2 separate regions of the Homo sapiens genome follow, and region 2 is linked to region 1. The links are chromatin loops, found by intact Hi-C in ENCODE. Cell type or tissue: mammary epithelial cell. All regions are shown on one strand. Region 1 has its middle 35 kb from the start of RNF6. Region 2 overlaps WASF3 (WASP family member 3).

Region 1 (8,000 bases):
AATGAATGCATTTAGATATATTTAATCCATTGGAATTAGCTTTTATGAATGGTTGGAGATAAGAATGTCCCTTAGCCATTTTTTTCCTTCTAAACAGATGGCCAATTATCTCAACATTGTGTATTGAACAATCGATTAAACCACTCCTGCCCTCCAACTTAAAATGTCTTTTTTTCTAAATGGAAAGGCTGTTCCATGGAATATCACCTATTTATTAGTGTTTAATGTTCTCATTTTATGGCATCCTTTAATGAGACTTGGCCTACTGAACACTGGAGCTGGATGATGATTCTGTATTCTCAGAACTAATTTATGGATGGTCACTCTATTCCGACATTTCATATGACTCAGCACCTTTGGATTTATAGATTTTTGTTTCATGCTAAATGACCAAAAAGATCACAATGTTGATACTGATGATGATGAACCCATGAATCCACTGGCCATTGCATCCTTTGAGGAAGAGAGGTGGCAAACAATGATGAATTAGGTCACATTAACAGTAGTAAACCTTGTCTGGCTGATTAATCATTTTATTGCTGGAGCCTAGAATAGCACCCACATATCATAGGTGTTCAAATGTTCAATTGATGAATAGAACATTTGCTGTCTTGAAATATTTTTAAAATTTCATGTGTTGGGTGTGTTATGGGGATACAAGGTGAGGTTTTCTCCTGTGCTTAAGGTAAGAACCCATGTATGTGAATCGTAACTGAACAGAAGAATTTCCTCACATTTAGGGTTGGCCAACATTCTCCTTGGCAGCTTCATGAATCAGCAACCTCCACATCAGTGGAAGTACTGAGTTAGGTAAGCATCTGTCAGAAGTCACATAGGAGGGATTCCAGCTTTGAGAAGTGAGTTGGAAGAGATAACTATGATAGGTAGAAAAACGATGCCCCCACCTCACCCTCTGAAGATGTTTACATCCTAATATCTAGAATCTATAAATATGTTGCCTTATATGGAAAAAGATCTTGTAGATGTGATTAAATTAAAAATCTTAAAATAGGGAGATGATCCTGGATTATCAGGGCGGGCCCAATCTATTCACGTGTCCTCAGAGAACCTTTCCCTGCTGAGTTGAGTCAGAGGAAAATGTGAAGAATGGTCAGAGATGCAACATTGCTGGCTTTGAAGACGGAGGAAGAGGGCCACAAACCACATTCGATCGGTTTCTAAAGGGTAGAAAGGGCAAGGAAAAGATTTACCTCTGCACCCTCCATTAAGGGTCACAGTCCTGCCAACACCTTGATTTTAGCCCCGTGAGACCTGTGTTGGATTTCTAATGCACAGAACTGTAAGAAAATTAATCTGTGTGTTTTAATCCATCAAATTTGTGGAAAATGAATACAGTGATCTTTAAGGCTATTTTCCATATTTTCCAGATCTAAGAATCCAAAATGCTAAACTGTCAGAGTAGTGATTGGATTAGAGTCAGGAAAACAATTCCAACAGTAAGGGTTATTAAACACAGAAGTGGTTACAGCAAAATTGAGCAGAGAGTGTAAATAAATAAACAAACATGGAAGTGGTTTATTAAGCAGACTGTGAAATCTCTATCTCCAAGGAGCTTAAAAATGAGAGTGGATGAATGCTACCTGTCTCAAACTCAGTCTGAAGTTTCATCATCCAATGTGCTGAGGATGAAGCTAAATCACTTTCTACCCCTCTGGATTCTGTAAAAGGAAGCCTGAAGCAAAAACAGGCAGAGTTTCCTTAAGATTGGGGCAAACTGCCTTTAAATGAGAATAGTTTCCCTTCTGAAAGTTTTAGGAGTTTTCCATTTCCTCCTTGGCATGAAATATGAAATTTCGTATGAACACAGATATACATAAACAAAAAATGTAGCCATTGATAGGTTTATTCCAACTCACACTAAGCCTGTTATTTGATTTAGAGTAATTGAGGCAAGGTGGCATATTTTCATCCAACGATCTATTACAATAGGAAGCGTTTTTTTTGAGATGGAGTCTGGCTCTGTCGCCCAGGCTGCAGTGCAGTGGCATGACCTTGGCTCACTGCAACCTCCGCCTCCCGGGTTCAAGCGATTCTCCTGCCTCAGCCTTCCCAGTAGCTGGGACTACAGGTGCCCGCCACCACACCCAGCTAATTTTTGTATTTTAGTAGAGACATAGTTTCACCATGTTGGCCAGGCTGGTCTCAAACTCCTGACCTCAGGTGATCCACCTGCCTCGGCCTCCCAAAGTGCTGGGATTACGGGCGTTAGCCACCATCCCTGGCTACTAGGAATATTTTGATTCTATCTTACATTTAAGAAAGCTCCCTCTTACTTCATGGGAGTGTAAGCCTTTGAGTCTACAATAATCAGTTTGCATACAACCTCTTCAGAAATCTGTTCTGAGCCGGGCGCAGTGGCTCATGCTTGTAATCCCATCACTTTGGGAGGCCAAGGTGGGCAGATCACGAGGTCAAGAGATTGAGACCATCCTGGCCAACATGTTGAAACCTCATCTCTACTAAAAATACAAAAATTAACCGGGCATGGTGGCATGTGCCTGTAGTCCCAGCTACTTGGGAGGCTGAGGCAGGATAAGTGCTTGAACTGAAGAGGCAGAGGTTGCAGTGAGCCGAGATCATGCCACTCCAGCCTGGCAACAGAGTGAGACTTCATCTCAAAAAAAAAAAAAAAAAAAAAAAAAAAAAAGCTCTTTTGACTTGTCCAACTAAAGCCCCCACTAAAAGGGAGAGAACAGCTGCAGCTTTCACCTAAACTCCCCTCAGTCTTCACTTCTGTGTGTCACCTGCTTCTGGCTTATGCAGTGACTGGAATTTTTGGTTATATTTGTTTTGGAAAGTAAAATGTAAATTCAGCCAGACTCTTGATAATTCCAGTAGTTATTCAACAGTGATCAGTGCGTTTTGACTACAGATTCACTGGTCTCAAGAGTCAGTTGCCCTTCCTCTGTGCCACAATTAAGTCCTTGTCTATGTCTGTCACAAGTGGGGTGGAGGATGGGGTAGAAGGGGAGGGATATTGTTATAATTGCCTCCCTTGCCACCATCAGCACTTCTCACCTGTCCTTGTGAACCACCAGTTTACACTTATAGAATCTAGTTTTGCATCAGCAATTGAGGTCACTTCGCCTTGGAGCCACTGCATCAATCTGAAAGTCTCCATGAGCCACAAGACAGTTGTGATGGTCTGGATGGCAGCCTGCAAATGAGCAGTTACACTCTCTAGAATTCCTAGACTATTAGGGCTGAAGGGACCTTGGATATTAACAGGTTCAAGTCCATTTCACCCAGATGATGAAACTGATGCCCAGACACCTACAGAATCTTGTTTTAGATCACTTGTTGACTTCTAGTTCTATTTTTTGACACCTAGTGTCCAGTGTGCTTTACACTTCAGGCCACTGTGGTCTCAAATAGAGCTAGGAACCAGGTGTGGTGGCACACGCCTGTAGTCCCAGCTAGTTGGGAGGCTGAGGCAGGAGGACTGCTTAAGCCCAACAGTTCAAGGCTGCAGTGAGCTAAGATTGCACCACTGCACTCCATCCTGGGCAACAGATAGAGACTGTCTTAAAAAACCCCCAAAATCAAATAGAGCTGGGGCTAAACATTTAATAAACTCCAGCCTCTGGAGTCCAAGAGATCTGCATTTGAATCCTGACTTTGCCACTGATTGGCAATAAGACCTTGGGTACGTTACTTAACCATTAACATACCCACTAAGTCACCCAATAAGCTTCCAGAACTTGGCCTAATCCCTGGGGAGGGGACCGCAGGAAGAACTAGGGTAATTTTTCTTTTATAACCAGTTCACCAGAGGGGGCCAGGGAAGGGTGGTCGTATGTAGCCCAGAGGAGTCAGAAATTCACCTGAAATCCAGAAAAGAGGCATTTTTCTTGCACACCAGAGCTCACGGGCTGACATTCTCACACTGGACATCCCAGTAAGCCTCCTGCTCCGCGATCCCCAAGGCCATCAGCCTTGCCTGACCTCCAAACGTTTCCCCCTTCTTGTGCCGGCTTAATTTTCCAGGGCTTTCCCCCTTTCTATTCGTCTCCTATCAGGTTCCCGGTCCGAAGGCTAGGACGCCCCACGTCGCAGCCAGGAGCAGAGGCGCCCAAGGTGGCGGTACAAGCCGTCTTCAGGCCTGTGGCCCCACTGATGGCAGAAACAGGAAGCGGGGACAGCCCCAGTCCCGGACCTCAGGCCAAGCAAGGCTCTAGAAAGGTCCCTGACGCTTGCCGGGCGCGGTGGCTCATGCCTGTAATCTCAGCACTTTGGGAGGCCGAGGTGGGTGGATCACGAAGTCAGGAGATCGAGACCATCCTGGCTAACACGGTGAAACCCCGTCTCTACTAAAAATACACAAAATTAGCCGGGCGTGGTGGCGGGCGCCTGTAGTCCCAGCTACTCGGGAGGCTGAGGCAGGAGAATGGCGTGAACCTGGGAGGCGGAAATTGCAGTGAGCCGAGATCGCGCCACTACACTCCAGCCTGGGCGACAGAACGAGACTCCGTCTCAAAAAAAGAAAAAAAAAAAAAGAAGAAGAAAGGTCCCTGACGCTTCCCTGCCCTCCCCGGAGCCGGCGCTCTAGCGCCCCCGGGATCGACGGTCAGCACAGCGAAGGAACGCGCTACCTGTGGCCGAAGGTATAGCGCCGCTGCGGGCCCTGTGAGAGCTGAGAAGACGACGGCGGCCGAGGAGGCCCAATTCCGAGGCTCGGCCCCGTCAGGGTCCGCGCTGGCGGTGTGCGCGTGTACGTGCGCTCGTGCACGTGCATGTGTGTGCGCGCGCCCTAACAGACCTGCTCCGAAGCGTCTCCGCTGACTGCCAGTCGGTAGCGCGACTGGCTGCGGGGCCCACGTGCCACGCAGACGCCCCCCGGCGCGTCCCGCTCTTGCTCTGCGGCCCAACGAGCGCGTTCCTGCCGCGGGACAGCCTTGCAGAGAAACGCGGTCTTACACACGCACTGGCCTCCCGGTCTGGGTTTTTAACTGCTCAAAGCTCCACGCGCCCTGGCGTCTCCACACGGCACTCCAGATGTGTCAGATTTCCAGAAATGTTTTGATCGCTTGCTTTCACTTCTCTTTTTAAGATCTGTTTTTGAACTTTTCCTCTGCGTTGTGTGTATCATGACTCTGACACGTTTTAGGGCCGCGAGGCGGGTGATGAAGCTTTGACATGGGCGCCTTGGTGAATGACCTGAATTCTTACTCCCGAGTAAATCGTCTGACTGGCTTCCCTATCGCATTTTAGGGTTAAAACATACATTTTGTGTTTGTTTCATATCTATGTTTATGTAGACTGCAAGTTTCATAAGGGCACGGGGTGGGAGGGGCTATGGCTCTTTTGCCTCTTACTGTATTTTCAGAACCTAGCAGAAGCTAGGACATAGTGTGTGTTCTCTAAATAGATATTGAATGTGAGGGAGGAAGGAACTTTCCAGAAGTGTGACCTTTGGTTTTGGAAAGGCACAAGGTTCGTAGTTAGGCGTAGAGAACACAAGTTTAGAATCATGGCCTCTACACTTCTGTTGACAATGCATTACTTTAAGTAACAACTTTTTTTTGAGACAGGGTTTCGCTCGTTTTGCCCAGGCTGGAGTGCAGTGGCACGATCTCGGCTCACTGCAACCTCCGCCTCCCGGGTTCAAGCGATTCTCCTGCCTCAGCCTCCCAAGTAGCTGTGATAACAGGCGCCTGCCACCACGCCAGGCTAATTTTTTGTATTTTTAGTAGAGACGGGGTTTCACCATGTTGGCCAGGATAGTCTCGATCTCTTGACCTCGTGATCCGCCCACCTCGGCCTCCCAAAGTGCTGGGATTACAGGCGTGAGCCACTGTGCCCAGCCAAGTAACAACTTTTTTTAAAAAAAATGCACTTCAAATGTATATGTATATGTATTTATTTATAAGTTATAAAAATGTAATGCATGCTCATATATATATTTATGTATTATTACAAAGAGCACACCAAATAGAAATTTTAAAAAGCTAAAATAAAAATAATACCTTGGTCGGGGATGATGGCTCATGCCTGTAACTCCAGCACTTTTGGAGGCCGAGGCGGTCAGATAGCTTGAGCCCATTAGTTCGAGACCAGCGTGGGCAGCATAGTGAGATCCCATCTGTACAAAAAATAATTTGAAAAAATTAGCCGGGCATGGTGGTGTGCGCCTGTTGTCCCAGCTGCTTGGGAGGCTGAGGTGGGAGAATGGCTTGATCCTGGGAAGTTGAGGCTGCAATGAACCGTGTTTGTGCCACTTCACTACAGCTTGGGGTGGCTGAGTGAAATCCTGTCTTAATAGTCAATCAATCAATCAATCAATAAAATGATAACAATACCTACAAGTTCTAAAATAATTTCCTGCAGCGCACTTTGGAGCTCACTAGGTAGACAGTTTGTAGGGAGAGGGCTGCCCTCTACTGGTGGAGGGCAGCTAAGGACATTTGCTTTGGATCGCCTGCCTTCTGCAGGAGTCCACAGATTTATCCTTTGTGGCCTGCACAGTGTGTATGCTTAGCATTCAATCTACGTTATTTTCACTCATAGAAAATGTAAGGTGAGGCATTGTTTTAAGCCAGAACAGCTTTAAAAGGCAGAGATACTCGTATTGTGCAGTCATTATGGACCAGGAAACGTTGAAACATCTGCGAGTAGAAGTGACTCAAAACTGAATGTTCGTCTCTGTAACATCATGGCCAATACTCAATAAAGGGGAAACAATTAGATAATCTGTTCTCATATGTCAAGTCTTACAAATCTTTTTACTTTGAAGACAACTAAATTATACTGTTGTAGTTTTGATAGCAGAATATGCCCTGCTGATTTTTAAGCCTTAGAGACTTCTAGAGCAAAAAGCATAAAACAGATTTTTATACAACAACATGTCTTTTTCACTTGAGAGTTCAGTGTTCGAAGACTTTTAAAGTGCCTTTATGCAGAGGCTAAACTGAGGGAGACTGATTAGAATATAATTTGAGGCGGCCGGGCGCGGTGGCTCACGCCCGTAATCCCAGCACTTTGGGAGGCCGAGACGGGCGAATCACGAGGTCAGGAGATCGAGACCATCCTGGCTAACAGGGTGGAACCCCGTCTCTGCTAAAAATACAAAACATTAGCCTGGCGTGGTGGGTGGCGGGCACCTGTAGCCCCAGCTACTCGGGAGGCTGAGGCAGGAGAATGGCGTGAACCTAAGGAGACGGAGCTTGCAGTGAGCCGAGATCGTGTCACTGCACTCCAGCCTGAGCAACAGAGCGAGACTCTGTCTCAAAAAAAAAAAAAAAAAAAAAAAAAATATATATATATATATATATATATATATTTTATTTATCTGCTGGTGGAGGGCAGCTCCACCAGTATGTATATATATGAATAATTATAAAAAAATAAATATTGTATATATTACATATATAAATAAGTATAAAAAAACCTATATTTTATATATATAAAAATATATAAATAATTCGAGGAATATATTGTAGATTTTTTATGAATTTTCAAGCAAAGTAATCTATACTTTCTGTGAGAATATGAGTGAAAAGTATAGCACAGAATGCAGTTAACCATGAAATTGTTTGCTAAGCTGCGAATTGTATATATAAATAATTCAGTTGCTATTCTGTATTAGTCCAAAACTATTTTTTACTGCATGGCTAACATTCCATTTTACCTTCTCAGTTTCACTTCTGCAAAAAGTAATATGTTTCAGAATCTGTTTAAGCTGCTCCTACCTTCAAGTTGCTCACAATCTACTATGGATATACGCAGGGAGGCAAATGATCATAAGTGAATTAGAGTCCTGATCCCCATCCTATCTCACAAATAAAACACCTACCAGCAAATATACACAGATGCCCAAAGTGTCTAGGCAGAGTGGGGAAAGAAAGGAAGGAAGAAAAAGTAGAATTGCTTTACATGTCTCATTGATTTTGAGCTCCTCACATTGGCGCTTCTAAATTGTGAGGCTTCCTTCACAATTTATTGTATTTCTCTGTAATGTCATGGTCAATACTCTATAAAGG
Region 2 (8,000 bases), 440 kb before region 1:
CAATTAAAAGAACTAGAGAAGCAAGAAGCAACAAATTCAAATGCTAGCAGAAGGCAAGAAATAACTAAGATCGGCCGGCTGTGGTGGCTCAAGCCTTTAATCCCAGCACTTTGGGAGGCCGAGGTGGGCAGATCACCTGAGGTCAGGAGTTTGAGAACAGCCTGACCAACATGGAGAAACCCCACCTCTACTAAAAATACAAAAAATTAGCCGGACGTGGTGGCACATGCCTGTAATCCCAGCTACTCGGGAGGCTGAGGCAGGAGAATTGCTTGAACCCGGGAGGCAGAGGTTGTGATGAGCTGAGATGACGCCATTGCACTCCAGCCTGGGCAACAAGAGCAAAACTCTGCCTCAAGAAAAAAAAAAAAAAAAGAAATAACTAAGATCAAAACAGAACTGAAGGAGATAAAGACACAAGAAATCCTTCAAAAAATCAATGAATCCAGGAGCTGGTTTTCTGAAAAGATCAACAAAATTGATAGACCACTAGCAAGACTAATAAAGAAGAAAAGAGAAAAGAATCAAATAGACACAATAAAAAATGATAAAGGGGGTATCACCACCAATCCCACAGGAATACAAACTACCATCGGAGAATACTATAAACACCTCTATGGAAATAAACTAGAAAATCTAGAAGAAATGGATAAATTCCTGGACACATACACCCTCCCAAGACTAAACCAGGAAGAAGTTGAATCTCTGACTAGACCAATAACAGGCTCTGAAATTCAGGCAATAATTAATAGCCTACCCACCAAAAAAAGTCCAGGACCAGACAGATTCACAGCCTAATTCTACCAGAGGTACAAAGAGGAGCTGGTACCATTCCTTCTGAAACGATTCCAATCGACAGAAAAAGAGGGAATCTTCCCTAACTCATTTTATGGGGCCAGCATCATCGTGATACCAAAGCCTGGCAGAGACACAATAAACAAAGAGAATTTTAGATCAATATCCCTGATGAACTTCAATGTGAAAATCCTTAATAAAATACTGGCAAACCAAATCCAGCAGCACATCAAAAAGCTTATCCACCATGATCAAGTCAGCTTCATGCCTGGGATGCAAGGCTGGTTCAACATATGCAAATCAATAAACGTAATCCATCACATACACAGAACCAACGACAAAAACCACATGATTACCTCAATAGATGCAGGAAAGGCCTTTGACAAAATTCAACAGTCCTTTGTGCTAAAAACTCTCAATAAACTAGGTATTGATGAAACGTACCTCAAAATAATAAGAGCTATTTATGACAAACCCACAGCCAATATCATACTGAATGGGCAAAAACTGGAAGCATTCCCTCTGAAAACCGGCACAAGACAAGGATGCCCTCTCTCACCATGCTTATTCAACATAGTATTCGAAGTTCTGGCCAGGGCAATCAGGCAAGAGAAACAAATAAAGGTATTTAATTAGGAAAAGAGGAAGTCAAATTGTCCCTGTTTGCAGATGACATGATTGTATATTTAGAAAACCCCATCGTCTCAGCCCAAAATCTCCTTAAGCTGATAAGCTACTTCAGCAAAGTCTCAGGATACAAAATCAACGTGCAAAAATTACAAGCATTCCTATACACCAATAACAGACAAACAAAGAGCCAAATCATGAGTGAACTCCCATTCACAATTGCTACAAAGAGAATAAAATACCTAGGAATCCAACTTACAAGGGACGTGAAGGACGTCTTCAAGGAGAACTACAAACCACTGCTCAACAAAATGAAAGAGGACACAAACAAATGGAAAAACATTCCATGCTCATGGATAGGAAGAATCAATATTGTGAAAATGGCCATACTGCCCAAGGTAATTTATAGATTCAATGCCATCCCCATCAAGCTACCAATGACTTTCTTCACAGAATTGGAAAAAACTACTTTAAAGTTCATATGGAACGAAAAAAGAGCCCACATTGCCAAGACAATCCTAAGCAAAAAGAACAAAGCTGGAGGCATCACGCTACCTGACTTCAAACTATACTACAAGCCTACAGTAACCAAAACAGCATGGTACTGGTACCAAAACAGAGATATAGACCAATGGAACCGAACAGAGGCCTCAGAAATAACACCACACATCTACAACCATCTGATCTTTGACAAACCTGACAAAAACAAGAAATGGAGAAAGGATTCCCTATTTAATAAATGGTGCTGGGAAAACTGGCTAGCCATATGTAGAAAGCTAAAACTGGATCCCTTCCTTATACCTTATACAAAAATTAACTCAAGACAGATTAAAGATTTAAATGTTAGACCTAAAACCATAAAAACTCTAGAAGAAAACCTAGGCAATACCATTCAGGACATAGGCATGGGCAAGGACTTCAGGACTCCATGAGTCCCTGTGCAGTAATATCAAAAGCAATGGAAACAAAAGCCAGAATAAACAAATGGGATCTAATTAAACTAAAGAGCTTCTGCATGGCAAAAGAAACTACCATCAGAGTGAAGAGGCAACCTACAGAATGGGAGAAAATTTTTGCAATCTACTCATCTGACAAAGGGCTAATATCCAGAATCTACAATGAACCAAACAAATTTACAAGAAAAAAACAACCCATCAAAAAGTAGGCAAAGGATATGAACAGACACTTCTCAAAAGAAGACATTTATGCAGCCAACAGACACATGAAAAAATGCTCATCATCACTGGCCATCAGAGAAATGCAAATCAAAACCACAATGAGATACCATCTCACACCAGTTAGAATGGCAATCATTAAAAAGTCAGGAAACAACATATGCTGGAGAGGATGTGGAGAAATAGCAATGCTTTTACACTGTTGGTGGGAGTGTAAATTAGTTCAACCATTATGGAAGACAGTGTGGTGATTCCTCAAGGATCTAGAACTAGAAATAGCATTTGACCCAGCGATCCCATTACTGGGTATATACCCAAAGGATTGTAAATCATGCTACTATAAAGACACATGTACACGTATGTTTACTGCGGCACTATTCACAATAGCAAAGACTTGGAACCAACCCAAATGTCCATCAATGATAGACTGGATTAAGAAAATGTGACATATATAAACCATGGAATACTGTGCAGCCACAAAAAAGGATGAGTTCATGTCCTTTGCAGGAATATGGATGAAGCCAGAAACCATCCTTCTCAGCAAACTATCACAAGGACAGAAAACCAAACACTGCATGTTCTCACTCATAGGTGGGAATTGAACAATGAGAACACTTGGACACAGGGCAGGGAACATCACACACCAGGGCCTGTTGGGGGTTGGGGGGCTGGGGGAAGGACAGCATTAGGAGAAATACCTAATGTAAATGACGAGTTAGTGAGTGCAGCAAACCAACATGGCACATGTATACCTATGTAACAAACCTGCATGTTGTGCACATGTACCCTAGAACTTTAAGTATAAAAACAAAACAAAACTTAACAACAGTAAAACTCATCATGCCTGAGAGCCATGATTACTAGCTATGTAAACATTATTGCTGAGGTAAAAACATTTACAGGATAATTAAAATGCCCCTTTTCAAACATGTTCCTTACAAAATAAATGCCCTGAGACTCAAAAAATAAATAAATAAAAATAAAAGAAAAATTTAAAAAATAAGGAAAACAGGACAATATGGAGTTTGTGGCAAGCTCCAGCAGGAGAATCAAAGGCAAGGCCCTAGGACCTGCCATCACATCAGAGTATTAAATGTACTATATTACCAAGACCTGGTAGAGATCACAGAGAACCAGGGGTCCAGGCATGCAAAGCTCCCCAGAATGAGCTAAGTTCTGTCAGTCAAGTTATTAATTCAAACTAGCAGCAGTTGACCATAAAATAGAAATGGGACATTCAAGATTGAACCACAGTAGAACCACAGGATACAAGTGAGTCCCATGAGCAGGAAGCCCAGACCTCCAAGTCACCCCCAAGAGCTGTAGTGCCCCTCCCCTGTGTGCCTAGGTTACACAGGCAGCAGACTCATACATCCAGGGGAAGGAGGAAGGAAAGCCTGAGCTTGGTTTTTCAGACGGATCAGCTCAGCACATGGTGTTAGTCAAAAATGGACTGTGTGTGCTGCAGCAGTACTCAGGATGGCCCTCAGAGACAGTGGAAAGGAAAATCTTCCCAGCAGGTGGAGCTGTGGGCAGGACACCAGTTCATGACACCGCGTAGCTTGATCTGAAATGCGTGCAGATGTGTGGGCAGTGGCCAACAGCCTGGTTGTATGGTCAAGGTACTGAAATAAAAAGAACTGGAAGATGAGGAACAAGGAGATCTGGATAAAGGCCATGTGGGTAGAAATTCGGGAGTGGGCACAGGGTGAAGATTTCTGTATCACTTGTTAACCTCCACTGGAAAGTTTCCCACCAAAGAGACACTGAACACAAAGCAGGCAAAATCCGCCAGCCTGCATCATCGATAAGTCCACCCAGAATTATCAGCCTGATGGACCCCACACATCATCGCATCTGACGAGGGGACCCACTTTACAGTGAAGGACGTCGAGCGTGGGCCCATCGACAGGATCCAATGGTCACATCACATATCAAACCACCCAACGCGGGTCCATCCCAATGAACGCTGGGCCAGCCTTTTCAAGGCACACTGAAGCACAAGCTTGCCAGACACTCTGAAAGGATGGTCATACTCCACAACACAGTACACTTATACATCAGAGGCCTCTAGATGGCAGTGGGATCCCAAGGAGGAGGACATGTGGGCTTAGGCGCCTAGGGCTGGAGGCAAGAAAAGCCCTACTTAATGATCACCACCAACAGCCCAGGGGAACTTTGTGCTTCCCATTCTGCACCAGTGGACACTGCAGGGCTGGGGGTCTGAAATGGGGCACACACTTAGCAGGAACAAGGCAAAGATCCCACTGAACTGCAAGTTCTGGATGCCACCACGGTACTTTGGACTCATGTTACCATGGAATAGAAAATGAAAAGAGGAATCTCCGTACTGGCAGAGGAAACTGACTCCAGCCAGCAGGAAGAGGTAAGACTGTGTTCATGCAAAGGAGGCAGGAAGGAACCCAGGTGATCCATTCAGGATCCTTGAACTTGTAATCCTACCTTGGCATCTCCTCCTGGGAGGAGCCAGGTAGCTTAATTACCTACCTTAATTCATACTTGCTGTGCTAATTCTCTGTGTGCATGTGCCCTCACACATGTGCAGCACCTGCTGACACTTGCTAGTGTGTCTAACCTCTTACTGCAAACTCTTTCTCATGGTGGGGGTAGGGGGTTGTTCTCTGCACCTTGTTTTAGAAAAGTTTCCTTGTAGAACAATTTTATGTTTTCTTTTGCTGTGCCCCTGGCCAAGACTGTGGTTCTAATTTCTCCCTAACACATTTGTTTGTTTTGTTTTCTTACTATTTGGAGCCCCAGGCAGATGGCAAGCTATTTCTCAGGATTGGCGAGCGCAGGTTTTCTACCCAACTTTTACGGGATTTGACAGCCCTTTGAACATCCCAGCATTTATTCTGAGGTCTCAGTTCTAGCTCATTCCATCAGGTTGGCCTGAAACACATTTCCATGTACGGGCAGCATTAAACCCTGGCCTCTAGCTCTAAGCATCTTCCCTCCAACTCTCTCAGCTCCTAACACCTAGGGAAGATTGCTGATTCGTTCAAGCATGGCAATGTTTTAAAATACATATATATTTTATTTTATTTTATTTTTAGGGTTTTTTTTTCTTTATTATTATACTTTAAGTTTTAGGGTACATGTGCACATTGTGCAGGTTAGTTACATATGTATACATGTTCCATGCTGGTGTGCTGCACCCACTAACTCGTCATCTAGCATTAGGTATATCTATTTTAAATATAAATATATACATATATAAGTGCATACACACATACTTGGTTATACTCTATCCAACATTTGTATGTGTTTATAGCAACTTGGGTAGCTAATTTTACTTCCTACTGCCATTTGCGAGGATTCTCTTAAGAATTCTTAGCCTTCGTTTTAATTGTCCCTTCATTACTACAACACCTACCACATTTCACGTCCCCCCAGCCCACCCCAATGTATCCTCAAATGTATTCTGAATGAATAAACAGTGACACATATAAACTTTGACTAGGTATAGGTGAAAAACCAAAACAAAGAACCAGATAGATATTGAGGATATTAGTTACAGGAAATGGGGTAGACAATGTTGCATGCACAGCAATAAATGTACACCCCACCTCTGATTTTATATATTACCCTATCAAAATAACTCCATGAGTCCCTGTGCAGTAATACTAGTTACACCTTCCCTGCCTGCCTTACAGGTTGTTGAGAGGCTCACATGAAAATAAAAAAAAAAGTATAGTATAAGATGTTGATAGTAATATAATTTTAATTAATTTTATATTACCAAAATAAGATACTAACATTTGTCCTCTAATTTTATTTCTCATGCAATTAATCTAAACCTAAATTTCTCCTCTAATTTTACATGTTGTACAATTAAATGCCTGAATACTGGCACTGAACTTCTCCAATTGGTACTCTTCCAATTAAAGCCAAATGATTAAAGAATTTCAAAATCATATCAATGTGCTTTCTACTTTCTACTTTCTTGGTTATACTCTATTCAGCATTTATATGTGTTTACAGCAAACTGGGTAGCGAATTTTACTTCCTACTGTCCTCAGAGAGGAGTTGTTGAAGACGTCAACAATAATTGTGTATTTGTCAACTTCTCCCCTGAGTTCTATCAGTTTTTGTTTCTGTATTTTAAAGATCTGTTGTTGAATGTAGCCACATATTTAAGATTATTAAGTCTTCTTGGGGAAATGATCCCATTATCATTATGTAATGTCCCATTTACCCCTAATAATAATCTTTGTTCCAAAGTCTACTTTGATATAACGGTCATTCCTTATTTTGATTAGTGTTTACAAGTTTTTCCTTCTAATTTTAACCTTTCTGTTTCTATGTATTTAAAGAGAATTTATTTTGGAGAGCATACGGTTGTGTTGCTTTTTTATCCAATTTTACAATCTCTGACTTTTAACTAGGGTGTTTAGATCATTTACATTCAATGTAATTGTTGATGTGGCTGAATTTAAACCTTCCATCTGACAAAGATTCTTTGCTTGGCCAAACTTCAGTCAGGCTTCTGAACCTTCTGCTAGGCCCATCTGTGCACCTTCTTTGTAAAATTCAGTTTCTAGCAAAGACCCCTGCTAAATGTGTTTAGCAAGAACATTCCTTGCCATCCTCAAAATTTGTTTATCCTCAATATCTCATCAGGTTCCTAACTGTCCACCATCCCCCAGATGACATCGCATCACCCTGGCTATCTTCAGCAAGAATCCTCTTAGGCGTCAGCCAGAATTCTCCTAACCCCTGACGTCCTCCTCTTAGTACTTTTCCATCCACTGACCCTCTCACTGATCCTTGGCTATAAGTCCCCACTTGCCCATGCTGTATTCAGAGTTGAACCCAATCTCTCTCCCCTACTGCAAGATGCTGTTGCAGTGGCTCCTCTACCTTCTGCAATGGTCCTGAATAAAAGTCTTTACCATGCTTTAACAAGTCTTATTAAATAATTTTTTCTTTAACACATCCTGCTAGTGGTTTTCTATTTGTCCCACCTGTTCTTTGGTCCAAAAGCTCTTTTTCTGCTTTCTTTCAGTTATTTGTTATGATGTCATTTCATCTCCACAACTGGTTTTTATTCTTTTTACGTTTTTCATAGTAGTTGCTCTAGAGCTTACTATAGATATATACATTTTTAGCTTATCACACCTACCTTCGAATAATACTGAACAACTTCATGCATAGTGTGAGAACACTGTAACTTTAGAATAATGTAATGGTTCATTTTATGTGTCAAGCTGACTGGGCTAGGAGATACCCAGAGCTGCTGAAACATTATCTCTGGGTGAGTCTGTGAGAGGGTGCTTCTGAAAGACATCAGCACTAGAATCAGTGGACTGAGTAAAAAAAGATCCACCCTCACCAAGGTGGGTGGGCATCATCCAATCCACTGAGAACCTGAACAGAACAAAA

The links. A loop is a pair of places that touch in the nucleus more often than their neighbours do. Peaks named below come from ENCODE experiments on the same cell type or tissue, not always from the same donor. Only the 100,000 strongest peaks of a DNase experiment are listed, where the experiment ranks them.
Region 2: it touches region 1 in a loop (15-fold over the local background); 5 of 110 quality-filtered maps call a loop at or near these places.

Annotation. Positions count from the first base shown.
Region 1 is chr13:26,183,292-26,191,291 of GRCh38, reverse strand. It overlaps a transcript of RNF6 not described here. Among named protein-coding and RNA genes, the nearest start is that of RNF6, 35 kb to the left of the region's middle. RefSeq lists enhancers at 4,878-4,927, 4,978-5,147. In mammary epithelial cell, CTCF peaks have their summits at 4,598 and 6,400 (motif pointing left); a DNase peak (open chromatin) is centred at 4,671; H3K4me3 peaks cover 1,588 bases.
Region 2 is chr13:26,625,576-26,633,575 of GRCh38, reverse strand. All of the region lies in intron 2 of WASF3 (WASP family member 3), which reads right to left. Among named protein-coding and RNA genes, the nearest start is that of WASF3, 72 kb to the right of the region's middle. In mammary epithelial cell, CTCF peaks have their summits at 4,131 (motif pointing right) and 4,665 (motif pointing right); no DNase peak of the experiment used is centred here.